Linked DNA regions of Homo sapiens: all the other regions are linked to region 1. A link is a loop called in an ENCODE intact Hi-C map of the cell type or tissue named here. Cell type or tissue: Calu3. All regions are shown on one strand.

Region 1 (5,000 bases):
ATAGGTCATGGGTCTTTGGTACCACTGTGAATGCTAAATCCATGAATACCAGAGGTTTGGTAAACTCTGTGGTCCCTCAGCTTCTTCATGGTGTTGGGTCTTTAGAGAGGCTCGGCATATGATTTATTGATTCATGATGGGGGATAATTAGGTAGGAAGAATTAGAGTAGACAGACAGAGTAGTTAGAAAGACAGACTGTTCAGGGCCCTTATAGCCACCTGCATCCAAATGAAACTATATTCTGGGTTGGAGCACAACTTGATCCTCTCTGTGAGAAAGCAGCACATGGCCTTCTCTAAAGATTTTATGAATGGGAGTGAGAAATGGAGGAGAGCCAAAGATAGCAGCTGGGCTATTCTCTTGGACCATGCAACATAAAAAATCTTTTATGGAATAGGTTCTACGTTTGTCTGGCACAGTGCAGGAAGGGTAAATGTTCTCTTGCGGCATTCTCCACCCCCTCCCCCATGCCTGCTCTCCTTTGTGATCCCTGGGAGAGAGCACTTCTCCAAGCACAAGCCGAGGAGTAAATGGTGCAGGCAGAGTAAAAGAATCCTCCCCTGCCCCGCAAGCCCCGCTGGAGGCTGCCGGCCCAGACAGGGCAGGACACAAGGCAGTTGCACAGAGAATAAAGGTGTGTGCATGTGGCTCAGGGATCTGAACAAAGCTCCAGTGGTGACAAGCGTCCCAGGAAACCAGACTGAGAGCTGGTCACAGGCCTACAGTGTATGCCAAAGTGTACCAAATCTGTGGCAGGAGAATATGTGTGGTCGCATGGAAGCAAAGCTCAGATGATCCAGTTAAGTAGTCATCCATGGGAAGGCCGGGTAAGAGCAGCGCAAGCCATGGACCATTGGAGTTCTGCGGGTCGGAAACAGGCAACATCAGGAATTAGGGAAGCTGCCCTGCTATGAGGCCAGGTGGTTTTGTTTAAAATTTTTTTTTTTTTTTTTAATAGAGACAGGGTCTCACTGTATTGCCCAGGCTGGTTTTGAACTCCTGGGCTGAAGCAGTCCTCCTGCCTCAGCCTCCCAAAAGTGCTGGGATTACAAGCGTGAGCCACTGCACCCAGCCTAAATTAAAACAAAAACAAAAGCTAAATCCACTAGCAGAGTCGGAGGAATTGGTTCTGAGATTTTTTGGTTGAGAGGACCTCCCACCCACCGCCCGCCGAATACCTTGAGAACCAATTTGTGTTACGAAGCCCAAATGGCTCATTTCTAGGTTCCTTACTAATGTAATCCTATGTAACCCTATACCCTTTTCCTGACCCTCAGCCACTTTTCTTCCTGGCTGAGGGCTGACCTATCACCTTTGGAAGAGAACACAGGCAAAGGAGGAACGGCAGAGGGGGCTAGGGGTGGGGCTGGGGCTGGGATGGCTGGTACACACACCATCTCAGGGTGGCTGGTGGCTGTGTGGGTGTGGGGTGCGCTCTGACCCTCGCCTGCAGGCCGCTTTTTCATAGCATTGCCATCTATGCCTTTGAAGCAGAAAAGAAATCCCACTTTCCTCTGAGGCCCCTTTTGTAATATGGCTTTCCTCTGGCTGGTTGGATTAGTTAAAATTTCATCAGCTTCCCTTAAAAAAATTTCATCTCATGAAAAGTGAGGATATCTCTTGAAGATGTTCTCCACCTTCAAGAAATAAAGAATCTGATGTGCTCTTATTCTAGAAACTTAGTATCTCTTGTAAGCTTAAACAAGTCAGATGGTGTGCTTTAGAACTATATAGATGTATTTGTGGTTGTTCAATGGTTGTATTAAAAGAAAAAAATGAGATTCCCACTCCCTTCTCCACCATCCCAATGTTTTGTGTTCTTCGGGGTGTGAGAGTGGGCAGGTGTTCAGACCCTGGCAAAAAAAGACCACACATCCTGAAAACCAACTCAAAATAATAGCAGCCAGCATGAGATGATAAGATCAAAGCAGTAGGGGGCAGTATGACACAATTGAACAGAGGTTGCTAGTCTAATAAAACATCAGAAACAAGGCTCTTTGAGACAACAAAGGCAAAAATTGTGCTAAGAGCTGTAAATCTTGCATGCTAAATTCTGGTGCAAGAGACAGTCATGGTGTATCATAATTAAACATGCTACTAAAACATAAATTTCTTACTGATAACTTCCTCTTAGTGGCCTTGTTTCCCAAGGAGTGAAACAGAGCTGGTCACCCATTAGCATTAATTGGAAAGATTTCTGGTGTCTTCAGCACAGATTTGCCTTTTGTGTACTGGAAACGACAAAGGAAAAATAAATCACCATTGTCATAGCCATCAGTGTTCCCTAATCATCTTTATGAGTATGAGGCTGTGTTAGTGCTGAAGGACGGGGTTTGTTGGTTGACTCCAGCATCCTCCAAACTTGCAGGCAGTGGGTGGAGAAGAAGGACCATTTATAGGTACTGTATTGGTTTCTTTGGGCTGCTATAACAGAGTACTACAAACAGAGAGGCCTTAAACCACATAAACTTATTCTCTCACTTTAGGAGGCTAGAAGTCCAAAATCAAGGTGCTGGTAGGGTTGTGCCTCCTCCAAGTCCTGTGGGGGTGATACTTGGTTGCCTCTTCTTGGCTCCTGGTGGTGGCCGTAGATCCTTGGTGTTCCTTGGCTTGTGACAGCATAACTCTAATCTCTTCCTCTGTCTTCACATGGTGTTCTCACTGTGTCTCTGTCTTTACATGGCTGTCTTCTTATGAGGACATCAGCTGTGTTGGATTAGGGGCCCACCCTAATCCAGTATGACCTCATCTTAACTAATTATAAGGATCCCATTTCCAAATAATGTCACCGATATGGTTTGGCTCTGTGTCCCCACCCAAATCTCATCTTATAACTCCCATAATTCCCGTGTGTTGTGGGAGGGACCCAGTGGGAGATGATTGAATCATGGGGGCAGGTCTTTCCCATGCTGTTCTCATGATAGTAAGTCTCATGAGTTCTGATGGTTATTATAAGGGGAGTTTTCCTACACAAGCTCTCTTCTCTTGTCTGCTGCCATATGAGATGTGCCTTTCACCTTCCGCCATGATTGTGAGGTCTCTCCAGCCACATGAAAGTGTAAGTCCAATAAACCTCTTGCTTTTGTGAATTTCCCAGTCTCAGGTATGTCTTTATCAGCAGCTTGAAAATGGACTAATATAGTCACCTTGCGGGGTACTGGGGATTAGTCTTTTTTTTTTTGAGACAGAATCTTGTTCTGTTGCCCAGGCTGGAGTGCAGTGGCATGATCTCGACTCACTGCAACCTCTGCCTCCTGAGTTCAAGTGATTCTCCTGCCTCAGCCTCCCAAGTAGCTGAGATTACAGGCAGCCACCACCACCACAGCCGGCTAATTTTTGAATTTTTAGTAGAGATGGAGTTTCACCATGTTGGCCAGGCTAGTCTTGAACTCCTGACCTCAAGTGATCCTCCCACCTAGGCTTTCCAAAATGCTGGAATTATGGGTGTGAGCCAGCTCACCGGGCCAAGGCTTTCGATATATCTTTTTTTGGGGGGGGACATAATTTATCCCAACAGGTCATAGATATTTTTGAGTTGTTTGGATTCTGCCACCTGATCTGACCTGTTACCATATCATAGCATCTCTCAAACAGGGCCAGTCAATTCTGGCTGCCTACCAGCCTACTGTATCTTCCTATAGACTATTTGCTAAACAGTTACCTGAGTAATCCTTTTAAAATGCAAATTGATCAACACAAGCTCCTGCTTAAAACCCTCCAGTGGCTTCCTATCCCTCTTAGAATTCCCAGGCTTAAGTGATTTGGCCCCTGGTGTTTCTCTGATCTTTCCTTTTTTTTTGGACACAGGGTCTCGCTTTGTCACCCAGGCTGGAGTGCAGTGGCATGAACATGGCTCACTTCAGTACAGCTTTGACCTCCCAGGCTCAAGCGATCCTCCCGCCTCAGTCACATACGTAGCTGGGGCTATGGGGATGCATCACCATGCATGGCTACTATTTGTATTTTTTGTAGAGATGGGGTTTTGCCATGCTGCCCAGGCTGGTTTCAAACTCCTGAGTTTAAGCAGTTTGCCCACCTCAGCCTCCCGAAGTGCTAGGATTACAGGCATGAGCCACTGCGTGTGGCCTCTTTCACCTCTTTTAACTTCCCTTTCTCCAGCACTTTACTTCAGGTACTTCTCCTTTGACATGACAGGCTCATTTCACCTGGGCCTTTGCCCTGCTATTCCTTGCATCCAGAATGCTCTTCCCAGAAACGTGCATGGCACCCTCCCTCATTTCCTTAAGGGCGATGCTTATATATCACCATATCAAAAACAACACACTCTTTTTTCTCTGCCTTTTTTCTCTTCACTTATCCGTGTGTGAGAGTTTATCATATATCTATTTGTTTATTACCTGTTTCCTCACTATAGTATAATCTCTATTAGGAGTGAAACTTTGTTTTGTCCACTTCTATATCCTCAGTGTCTAGAACAGAGCCTGGCACACGGTAGGTACCCAATAATTGTCTATTGAATGAATGAATGAATATATCTCATTTAACCCTCAACCTATTTCTCAAGCCAGGTTACATAGCAAAAGACCTATCAACTACTTGAAGGAAAAGCCAGAAATCAAACCCAGGTTGGCCTGACTCTTTCCAAGATGCAAGAATATCGAATATTTTGCTTATTATTATTGTTATTGTAAAAATGATAATAACTACCATTGATCAGTTGTTTACTTTGTGCAAGGTTGTATTCTAAGCCCTTTGCATGTGTTACTTTATTATACTCAGGATACCTCTCTCAAGTAGTTTTTATTTTCCTCATTTTATACATGAGGAAATTGCCACTAAGGAAGTTTTAATTTTCCAAATTCACACAATAAGTGGAGAAAAAGAATTCACATCCAGTCAGGCTGGCTTCGTAATGTTACTGGCGGCAAGTCTGGGCAGGCTCCACAGTGCTTGATCCTTGTCTTCTTGGGAAAAAGAATTCGGCCAAGAGACAGAGTAGATTTAAGGCAGAAAGGAGAGTTTATTGAAGCAAAGAAAA
Region 2 (5,000 bases), 190 kb after region 1:
TGAGGTAGGGAGAGTGGGACTGGTTAATGGGTATAAAAGTATGGTTAGATAGAATTAAGATCTAGTATTTGACAGCACAATGGGGTAAATATAGTCAACACTTTATTGTACATTTAAAAATAACTAAGAGTACAAATGGATCATAACACAAAGAAAGGATAAATGCTTGAGGTGATGGATACCATATTTATCCTAGTGTGATGATTATGCATTGTATGCCTGTATCAAAATATTTATGTACCCCATAAATATATACACTTACTATGTACCTGCAAAAAAATTTCTAAACAAAGAATCAAGGATATATTTTAAGCATTAGCAAAATGATCAAAGAGTAATTTTCAGCCTGAAAGTGGCAGGACAGGAAATCTGACACAATGATGCTCAGGGTTTTCGGCTCCACCAGGTGCTTATATCTTTGCCACCACTGTCTTGGTTATCACTGAGAGATACTTATTAAGGACTTATTTGTGTATAACAAAAATAAATAAGAAACTAATTAGCTCTGATCTCTTTCCTCTAAATCTAACAGTTCATTTAGTTGATGAAAATTTTATAGGCAGAATGACATAATTTATGCTATATGTAGTTATAGTATATACACTAGTCATAGTTATACAATTTAAGTTAACTATGCAAGTAACATTGCAGAGAAGCCAGGTAGAGATATGCTAGGGCACACACTGAAAGACACCCTGATTGATCTTTATCCAGGTGAGACATTCTCTGACCATTGAATTCAGCCTAGAATTCACAGCATCCTCTCTACAAATTAACAAATTATATTAACACATACTAGTGATGTTTTGACATGTGTCAAATAGAAGACTGCCAAAAAAATTCCGAAAAGTAAAATATGGGATGAAATAATCTATTTGGCTTCAGGGGATATTCATAAGACTCTAGCCTCTTCAATTTGTATCCTAGAAAGTTGCTGAATGGGACAAAACTGAGATGTGATAACAAAATGAGTTAAGACACTTTTCAGTGAGTTCTTTGGATATTTCATAATTCAAAGCAAGAGCTATCAATCTTTTCATTTTAGTTTTTGAAAGACTAAATTTTGTACATATGTTAGACAATGATAAGACACTAATCAAGCTGACTGTTCATCTTTCATTTAGTTAGTCAACCACTAACTAAATGTTATTGGACATAAAAATGTGCTAAGCAGCTTGGGAGATAAGAAAAGGAAGATGAGGTCTTATGCTGGAACATAAGTAAATGGAGCTATCTCTGGGCTTTTGTGACAGATGTTGGCCCATCTTGGGGTCCATGGTTGTAAATTACCTGGGAGTGAGAAGGACCCTTTCTTCCATCTCTGCCAGGACTTATCTTGTGCTCTGTAGAATGCCACCTTCCCCAGGGGAGCCAAGCTATTCATTCTTTCTTCATTGAGGTGGCGGCAGATTTGTTTGTCCCCGTTTTGCTGATAGCAAAAGTGGAGCTAAGTATATTAAAAAGGTCACTTCACAAAAATGTATCTGATTGTATAATCTTAAGATTTCATGGCAAGTAACAGAAGGAAAAGAGTTATAAATGATGAGTCCAAGATTTGCTAGACTTTAGGTTCACTACTGTTCTGAGCTGTGCTTCCTGGAAGAATGAGCATATGTGGAGTGACGTCTCTGTGCAGTTAGGAAAAAGAGAAATGTTAGAAAAATCGGTGCATTCACACCCCTCTCCTGCAACCAGAGAGTCCCCAGACCTTCAGTGAGTTTTAAAGTTATGTACTTACTATCTGGAAAGCCACAGTAAAAGAAAAAGAAATCCCCTCGGACAGTAGACATATTTGGTAGGATTCTTGAGAGGGATGTGGTAATTTCATAATGGAGGAAACAAACATAAATATTTAAGGAATGATAAGCTCCCTGACGTGGTATGCGATTGCCTGCAGGCATTTCTAGTCAGAGAAGCCATCTGCATCTCTCTCGCAGTATGTCTGCCAATTTATGTCTGTGTGATTAAGATCTTTATTGAAAAATTGTGCAATATCAGGATCAATAGCCAGGCATTTGGAACAGTAGCATACACTCGGAAACCCCTCCTGTGGGATGGATGTGCACTGGAAAAGAACACACTTCCTTCTGCCAGTTAGGTTTTTAGGTTCATGGCCTGAGAAAACAATGAAATCAGTCAGGTATTTAGCAAGGAGGAGCATGATACAATAAAATGTCTCATAATGAATTCAACTCAATTCACTTGGAAAGCAAAGGGTAGGGGCCAAGAGAAAGAATGATTGCATAGTTCAGACCACTCCAAGAAATAATAAATGGGCTTATTTACTGTGTCTCAGAACAGCTACCTAGAATGTTTCATTCCAACTGTCCATAACTAAGGTATTAAAAAATAATTGAGAGCAGGATCTGGATGAAAAAGGAAAAAAAAAACCCCTACATTTATTTACATTATTTTTTCAGGGCATATTTTTGGCTCTTTACTTCTTATTTTTGGCTTATCTTGTTCTCTGAGAAATGTATGCAGATCTCCACCTGGAAGAGAGGGTGTGGGGAAACATGGAAAATGCTTGCTTTTATTCCTCTACACCTGAAGTTGCACTGCCCCTAAGACACATAGGATGGAAGAAAAACCCCTTAAACAGGACTTGTAGTCTAGACACTGCCCCACCGCCCTCTTCCACCCCTACTCAATCACTTCCCACCACCCACTTGCTCTGGCAGCTGATGTAGGTCCTGATATGTTGCTACGGCCTGACATATATAGTAGTGTCCTTTCCATACAGTGGCTACAAAAGAAGTGGGGTAATGTTTGAAGGGCCACCAGGGAAAGCCAAACTTTCTATGAGAGGTCTGTGCAGGAGCCCTAATTGTTGCTTCTCTGGTGTTTCCAGTTTATCAGTGCAGCACAAAGGAAGCTTTATTTGCATTCAGGGAGTCTCAAGGTATTTTTGCTTCTAGGTGTTCTGTTAGTATAGGCTTCCAGGCCGTAGGCTCAATATCACCATGTAGCACTGTGAATAGAAATCTAAAGACTTGCCTGGAAGCACAGATGGTCATATACCAACTGTCTATTCACAGTGCTAAGTGGTTAACTTGAGAAACAGGGGAGGTGCTATGAGGAGGATCAGCAAGGGTGTCAGCAGCATAGGCCGGGCTGATGCAGTCTCTTTAGCCCAGAAGACTCAGCGGAGGTTGCTAGGCTGCCTTTTCCTTCACAGAAGGCAATATGAAGACTAGAGGTGGGCTAGAGAACTGCAAACAATATTCAGGGAATTGTCATACAGAAAAATTGGCCAACTTTCCTACTACTCTGCTTAGGGAATCAGCACATCGGGTGTTGATACAGCTGATTTATTCTCTGTCAGCCCATCTCCATCCCAAGAAGTACTGTTTGGGGGTTAATGAAACTGGGCTAAACCTATGTAATAGGTCTCAGGCAGATAGTTTTGTCCCCATGATCTGCTTGAGCCAATTTGTACCTATTCAGGAGAGCCAGTTTTGTGCACTGATATCATGTTGGTAGGTTGAAACTGGCCATGGAGGGAGTATTTATATGATGGAAATTGTCAAAGTCTACAAATCAGAGCCGGTTGTTAAACATTTACCAGCACACTGCTGCCTTGAGGCTTTCTCTTTCGGATAGTTTGGACAGAGAAATTCACTTTCCCCTGGGCAGACCTGCCTTGTGCCTCACAATTCTAGCTACTCACCTCTACCTCTAATGCTGCTCCTGGTCTGCTTGCCTCTGATTGAAGTTCTCTGTCCCCTCTAGATTCCTCCAGTGCTATCTCTCTTTTTTAAAAAATTTCCATTTTTATTTTAGATTCAGGGGATACATGTGCAGGTGTGTTATAAGAGTATATCGTGTGGTGCTGAGGTTTGGGCTTCTATGGATCCTGTCACCCGGATAGTGAACATAGTACCTGACAGAAAGTTTTCCAGCCCTTGCCCCCCTCCTTTCCTCCCTCCCTCCTTTTTTCTTAAGCACTTTCTATCTGCAATACTCTTTGGACATTCATGCTTCATCATATAGGCTTGTGTTACTGTTACTGTTTTGCTGTAATCCCTGTTTATATGTTCCTGTACCTTCAACTAGAACATGAGGATGGAGAGAGTGGGTACTGTTTGGGGAATCAGCCATGGTGGTAACAATGTATGTATGGTAACAGGTGTGTTAGTCTGTTTTCACACTGGTGATAAAGACATACCTGAGACTGGGGAAATTATAAAGAAAAGGGGGTTTAATGGACTCACAGTTCCATATGGCTGGGGAAGCCTCACAATCACAGCAGAAGGCGAAAGGCACGTCTTACATGGCAGCAGGTAAGAGAGAGAATGAGAGCCAAGTGAAAGCGGGAGCCCTTTATAAAACCATCAGATTTCATGAGACTTAATCACTATGAGAACAGTATGGGGGAAGCTGCCCCATGATTCAGTTATTTCCCACTGGGTCCCTCCCACAACACATGGGAATTATGAAAGCCACACCTTAAGATGAGATTTGAGTGGGGACACAGTCAAACCATATCAACAGGGGTGGTTCAACACGGGGAGTAGGCAGACAGGAAACTGACTTGAAAGGCATATTGAAATATTTGAAGTCTGGGGCAGCACCCATTAAGTACAAATGACACGATGGAGAGGCTTTGTGGGTCTCATTGGAAGATATTCAAATATTTTCTTAATGTGCAATCCTTGTCAGGCCTGATTTGTGGTTTTTTAAAATCATCACAGTTGGTTTTCAATCAAAGCCACTCAAGAATTAGCCTTGCCTACAGATAGGAGAAGAGATTGTGCGAGGAGTAAATTGGAGCAAGAAACTATCACTATCCACATTCTGCACAACCCAGGAGATCTTTCAGGAGAGTTCTGGAAGAGAAAGGAGGAGGGGGGTATTAGCTAACAGTGTCTGCTGTTTACCGCCATGTGTCTGTTAGCAGGAAGTTTTCCTTAGCTTCTTACACATGATTCTCTTCTCTCCCTTTCTCCTACAAGCATTTGGGGGTTTTATTCCCTGGTGCCCATAGAGTGCCAGCAGGG
Region 3 (5,000 bases), 620 kb after region 1:
ACTGTCAACATGTATTTGGGGAGACATCAAACTCAGTATGAATTGACAGGATGATCTAGCTTCCAAGAAGACCAAATTTAACCTCAGGCTGCATTAAGAGAAGTATAGTAGCCTACCCTGAGAAAGGTGACAGTTCCTCTGCTTTGCACTAATCAGAATATATCTAGAGGGCTGTGCTATTCTCTTCACTGTATTTTTAGAGGGTTCTCTGCAAACTGAAGCACAGCCAGGGCAGGATGACTAGGATGGTGAGGCTTTTAGGAACACGCCATTGAATAAGGGTTGTGAATTAGCACTGTTTGACCTGGAAAGGAGAAGGATGACAGGAGGAAAGGAGGATCTGATGTAATTGACTTCACATGTGTGAGAAGCTAGGATAGGGAAGAAGGAGTAAATCAGAAATGTCCCAGAGGGCAGACCTTGGATCAGTGGGAAGTTGCAGCGAAGCAGATTTGGGCTCCATATCAGGCATAACTATCTACGAGAACTACTCAACAAGGGAGTGGGCAGCCTCGCAAGTTCATGAGCTTCCTATCAGGGCAGAATCTAGCAGAGACTGGAAAGGCTGCCTGCTGGTTTTGCTGTAGAGATTTGGCTGCGTATGTTGGAGGTTGGATAAAAGGATCATGAAGATCCTTTCAAACTTGAGCATTTGTGATTCAAGGAAACAAACTTTTCTAAGACCTTCCCTCATACAAAGGCTTAGAAACTTAAATTCTTTCATGCTGCGTGTTTGAGTCATGAGGAAGAGGTTCTCCAACATCAGGATGAAAGAGTAGAAAACCGTTTGCATGTGCTGTTTCTCAAATATGCCCAGATATGAACATTCTATTGACTAAAAAACAGTTCCAGTTATCTCGCTGACATAGCTGCTCAGTAAAGTCAGTGAGCTATGGTATAAGAATATATCACTTGCCCACCTGAACAAAAGTATTTTCATTTTTAAAAGGTAAAGAATAATCTTAAATATTCTCTTTTCTCATGTGTGGGGCTCACTGAAGAAGGATGATCACCAATGCTAAGAATAATGAATGCCCTAGAAACTACAGTTAACTTCAGTGAGGAAAATGGATTGGTTCTTAAAATACTTCCAAGAGTCAAATGTGTGTTGTTTTTTTTTTTTCCTTCTGTGTGAGAAAACATATCGTGATTACTTCTAGGCAGGCCAAATTATTGTCTTCGAAGTATGTTGAGTTATTTTAATGTTAATCTTAACATAGGTTTTTCTATTTTTCTTGTTAATAAAATGCTTTTGTATTACGAATCTATTTTAAAACAACAGATCAAGTAAAGTACAAGCATCTTTGAAGAGTGAAAAAATAATTTTCCAAGTAAGCAAATACAACTTTGCACTTCAAATCAGGCCTTGATTCATCAAAAAATCTTAAACTTCTCATGAGAAAAATTAACATTTAAACCACTGCTGCTTGGCCAAGCACTCCACCACACAAGAATATGAAATATCTCCTCTAAAAAAGTACAAAAAGGACAAAACCACAAATGTGGAACTTCAATTAATTTAAAGCCCCAATCAGCAAAGAATAAATCCTTCGCAGATCTAATTACCAGCGCTCTCGGAAGACCCAGGCCGACCAGCCAATCTTCCCCGTGTTTGAACAGCTTGATGAACTAGGGGACTGATGGATATCAAGTCATTTTGTTTAATTTATAAATGGATTTTCCCCTAATACTTAAATTATCATCAGTACAACACAATGAAAATGGGAACATTCTGAATGCAAAGTCTATAAGAGTCCTGGAAGGAATCCCAATGAGGAATGTCACCTCTGTTCATTCCTCTATACAATTGATCTAATTAAATACTGAGGGTAGAAAGGCAGTTTAAAATGTAGCCATTTCTGTTTTCTTTTTAGCCTTAATTTATCTGTTCACATCTTTCAAGTACCTTCTGATGCTTTAAAAAAATAAAGAAACCAAGATTTCTACAAGTCCCTGATACTTTTAATTCTCCACGAGCTACTATTTGGAATGCCTCTGCCATAGATTTTGCTGAATAATAAATAAACGCATTACATTTAGCCATGGTAACAATAAAATGAAGAGGGTATTCCAAATCGGAAGCTGTTCCCTCTAGTAATTTGAAAGAGAAACTAAAAGAACTAGTACCTTCTACATGTATTGTTCAACTGAAATTAGATCTCTGGATTATACTTATTAAAATGTCTCCTTATTTTCAGATCTCTTCCTTATTTAATTACTGCATGGGACTGGAAGCTGCATGGAATTGTTAAATACCCTTAGACCTATTTATAGTCTCTTCACATGGGTAACTTGAGCACACTCATTTGGCAAAGGTCCTGCCCACCAACCCACACACTGGGTTTGCAATTCCCACCTGGCTCGGGGGTCTCCGACTGAGAGGAGGAAGATGCTGAGCTGGCTCCGTCCTCAGCAGTGCCCTGTGACAGGAGACCCCGCCCAGGGGGGAGCTTCATGCCCAGCTGCTCAGCCATCTCCACGTGATCTCCGGGGTGGACATAGTCAAAGACACTGCTGCCTGTCAGCTCCACCTAGAGGGCGAGAGAAAGGGTGGGAAGGAAAGACATTATATAGGCTTCTCCATTTTCAAATTCAACACAGTGATTCAGATTCTGAGTAGAAAAGAAAATACATTCAGGTCCCAGAAACAATCCTGGTTCTGTCTTCATCTTCAAATACTTAAGAATTCTTGAGGTGAAAGAGAAAGATTTTTTCACATGTATTTATTTAGCAATTGTTAAGCTCAGTTTTTTTTTTTTTCCTCACACACTGTTGTTTGCATAAAGCCAAACATTCTGTGAAATGTGGACGAGTCTGCCTTGTATTCAGCTGTTTTATCCACGCATCATCAAATACTTGCGTGTTTGGTGTCAACCACATGATTGACTGAATTCTACAGTTTTCTTATTGAGAAGTTTGGGTTTTGGATAGGAACAGCTATAGAAACAGCCAGAGATAGCAGTCGAGTGTTTTCCTTAAAATACACAGATTTCCAAGATGTGTTTTTATACATATCATCTGATTTCCATGTAAATTTAAATGTAAGAAGGGCTGCTTACAAATATATGCAAAGGCATAATGTTTTCATTAAAAATTACTCATTAGCTCTGTAATCGTATGAGGGATTTTCCATACAAAAGAGGTCAGCTGGGGTCTGAAGCAGCCATATTTTTTTTCTGCTGCAATCAGCTTGTTTTGCCTTCAATCTAATAGGATACATAGTACAAATCTCCTTGAAGGCTTTTTAAAAAATGTTTTATTTTGTATACTCTTTGAATCAGGCTAACTCTCTAACTAACTCTAAAGGCAGAGAATGAATATCAAATATCAGAACTGTTTCAGCCTGAAATAGAGGCACTGACTATTTTAATGCTGTCAGGCATGACCCCTGCGTCTGAGTTGTGCGCCGTCTGAAGGGGCAGAAGTTGCTGGTAAGGACTGGCCTTACCTCTGTACTCCTCTAATGCTCTAAATTTTATCTCCTAAGAATAGTGGTAATGCTCTACATTACATGCACATACAACAGGGAGAGATATGTCAGCAATAGGACAAGCAAAAGCTCTTTCCCAGGTCACTAATGGGTTTCCCGGTCCTCCGGAGTGCAATGGTTTCAGGCCAGCTATGACGTACCATGGAAGCTGCCAGAGCTTCAGACTGTCACAAGTTTCTTGGTGGATATTTACCTAGAACCCCTGCCTACCTCACTTCCCTTTCCAGGATAATTTCCAGCATCCCTCCAGATTCCACCTGCGTGCCTGCACCCTTTCATGTCAAGAGGGAAGACTGGCGGTGGAAAAACTGTCACAGAGACTGTAATACTCAGAGCAATTCTTGTCCCCAGAACTCCAAGTCCCGGTAATATGATCACATCTACTCCCAGACTCCATTTGATTAACATCTTAACAGGCTGCAGATCTTCCACATCTATCAGTTAACATAGGTATAGTCAGAAAAACAGGAGGCTAAATTCAGTTTGGTTAATAGCTATTCCTGAAAAAGGCTCGCGTAACTTTTACGGAAAATTAGGCATTTTTCTCTTGCTATTAAATTGCACTCTCCTCCTGTATCACCCAACCACTGACTATATCATTTTACAATCCCCATTTCCTCCATTTGTTATTGCTACAGAGCGTAAATCGGGATTCACAGTGATCAGCTCTTACCCTCTGGGAGGGGGGGATTACATGGAAATAATCCCTTTAATGTGCGCCTTGCCTCTAAGCACTTCACACAGTAATAAATGGGTAAACTGACTTTGAGCAATTAAGAAATTAAATGGAACTAATAAAATGTGTGTTTTAATATTTCTTGATGATGGTTATTTTGTTTGGAGATTAGTGAATATGAGGAAGTCACTCTCGTTTTGCATGGAGTCCAATTGTAGCACTTTCGTAAATATTTCTGTCACTTTTCTCAAACTAATTTTTTCCTTTAATACTTCAATGTGCATTTTGGCACGGACCATAGATTGTGATAGGATGACAACACAAATGGCAGATAAAATAGATTTTTTTAGGGGAGCTGGTTATTGAATGTTCATGTAAGCCAGTCTTATAGAGAGCAGAAATAGGCCACTCTCTCCACATCCTGATTTGCTCGGATGTGCAGATACTTCCTTCCTATACAATAATGTCCGGAGTATGGCACATCTAGGGCAAGACTGAGTCTTGATGTGCCACAGAGCACTAGGGCACGGTGAGGACTTTTTCTCCCTGTGGCCTCATGGGATTTCCCACCAACATACCTCAAAGCTTAATGATGAGGGCGAGGTGGGCACTGGGAGTTTGACACTATCATAGTGTTTATATGTATACTGTAGTTAAGGCTGCACAGTGTGGAGGAATGCCCCACTACTTGGACTCATAACCTGACTTCAAGACCAGAATCTTCCTCCTCAGTTGTGTGACCTTGGACAATTAATTTAACCTCCCTGGGCTTCAGTTTCCTCTTCTAAAAGTGGCAGCATTGCTGCTCTGCAGGGCCCTAGGAGAACCATTCAC

The links. Hi-C counts contacts between places; a loop is a spot of excess contacts. Peaks named below come from ENCODE experiments on the same cell type or tissue, not always from the same donor. Only the 100,000 strongest peaks of a DNase experiment are listed, where the experiment ranks them.
Region 2: it touches region 1 in a loop (4-fold over the local background); 8 of 110 quality-filtered maps call a loop at or near these places.
Region 3: a loop joins it to region 1, with 6 times the contacts of the local background. A loop is called at or near these places in 2 of 110 quality-filtered maps.

Annotation. Positions count from the first base shown.
Region 1 is chr14:34,298,266-34,303,265 of GRCh38, reverse strand. No RefSeq gene overlaps it. Among named protein-coding and RNA genes, the nearest start is that of SPTSSA, 160 kb to the left of the region's middle. In Calu3, a CTCF peak has its summit at 1,932 (motif pointing right); a DNase peak (open chromatin) is centred at 1,935.
Region 2 is chr14:34,110,286-34,115,285 of GRCh38, reverse strand. The region is part of intron 4 of LOC102724945 (a long non-coding RNA gene); the gene reads left to right. Among named protein-coding and RNA genes, the nearest start is that of EGLN3-AS1, 73 kb to the right of the region's middle. In Calu3, no CTCF peak of the experiment used is centred here; a DNase peak (open chromatin) is centred at 1,955.
Region 3 is chr14:33,673,742-33,678,741 of GRCh38, reverse strand. NPAS3 (neuronal PAS domain protein 3) reads right to left here. Exons shown (of 12, transcript NM_001164749.2): 6 at 2,357-2,531. Among named protein-coding and RNA genes, the nearest start is that of SNORA89, 33 kb to the left of the region's middle. In Calu3, no CTCF peak of the experiment used is centred here; a DNase peak (open chromatin) is centred at 2,481.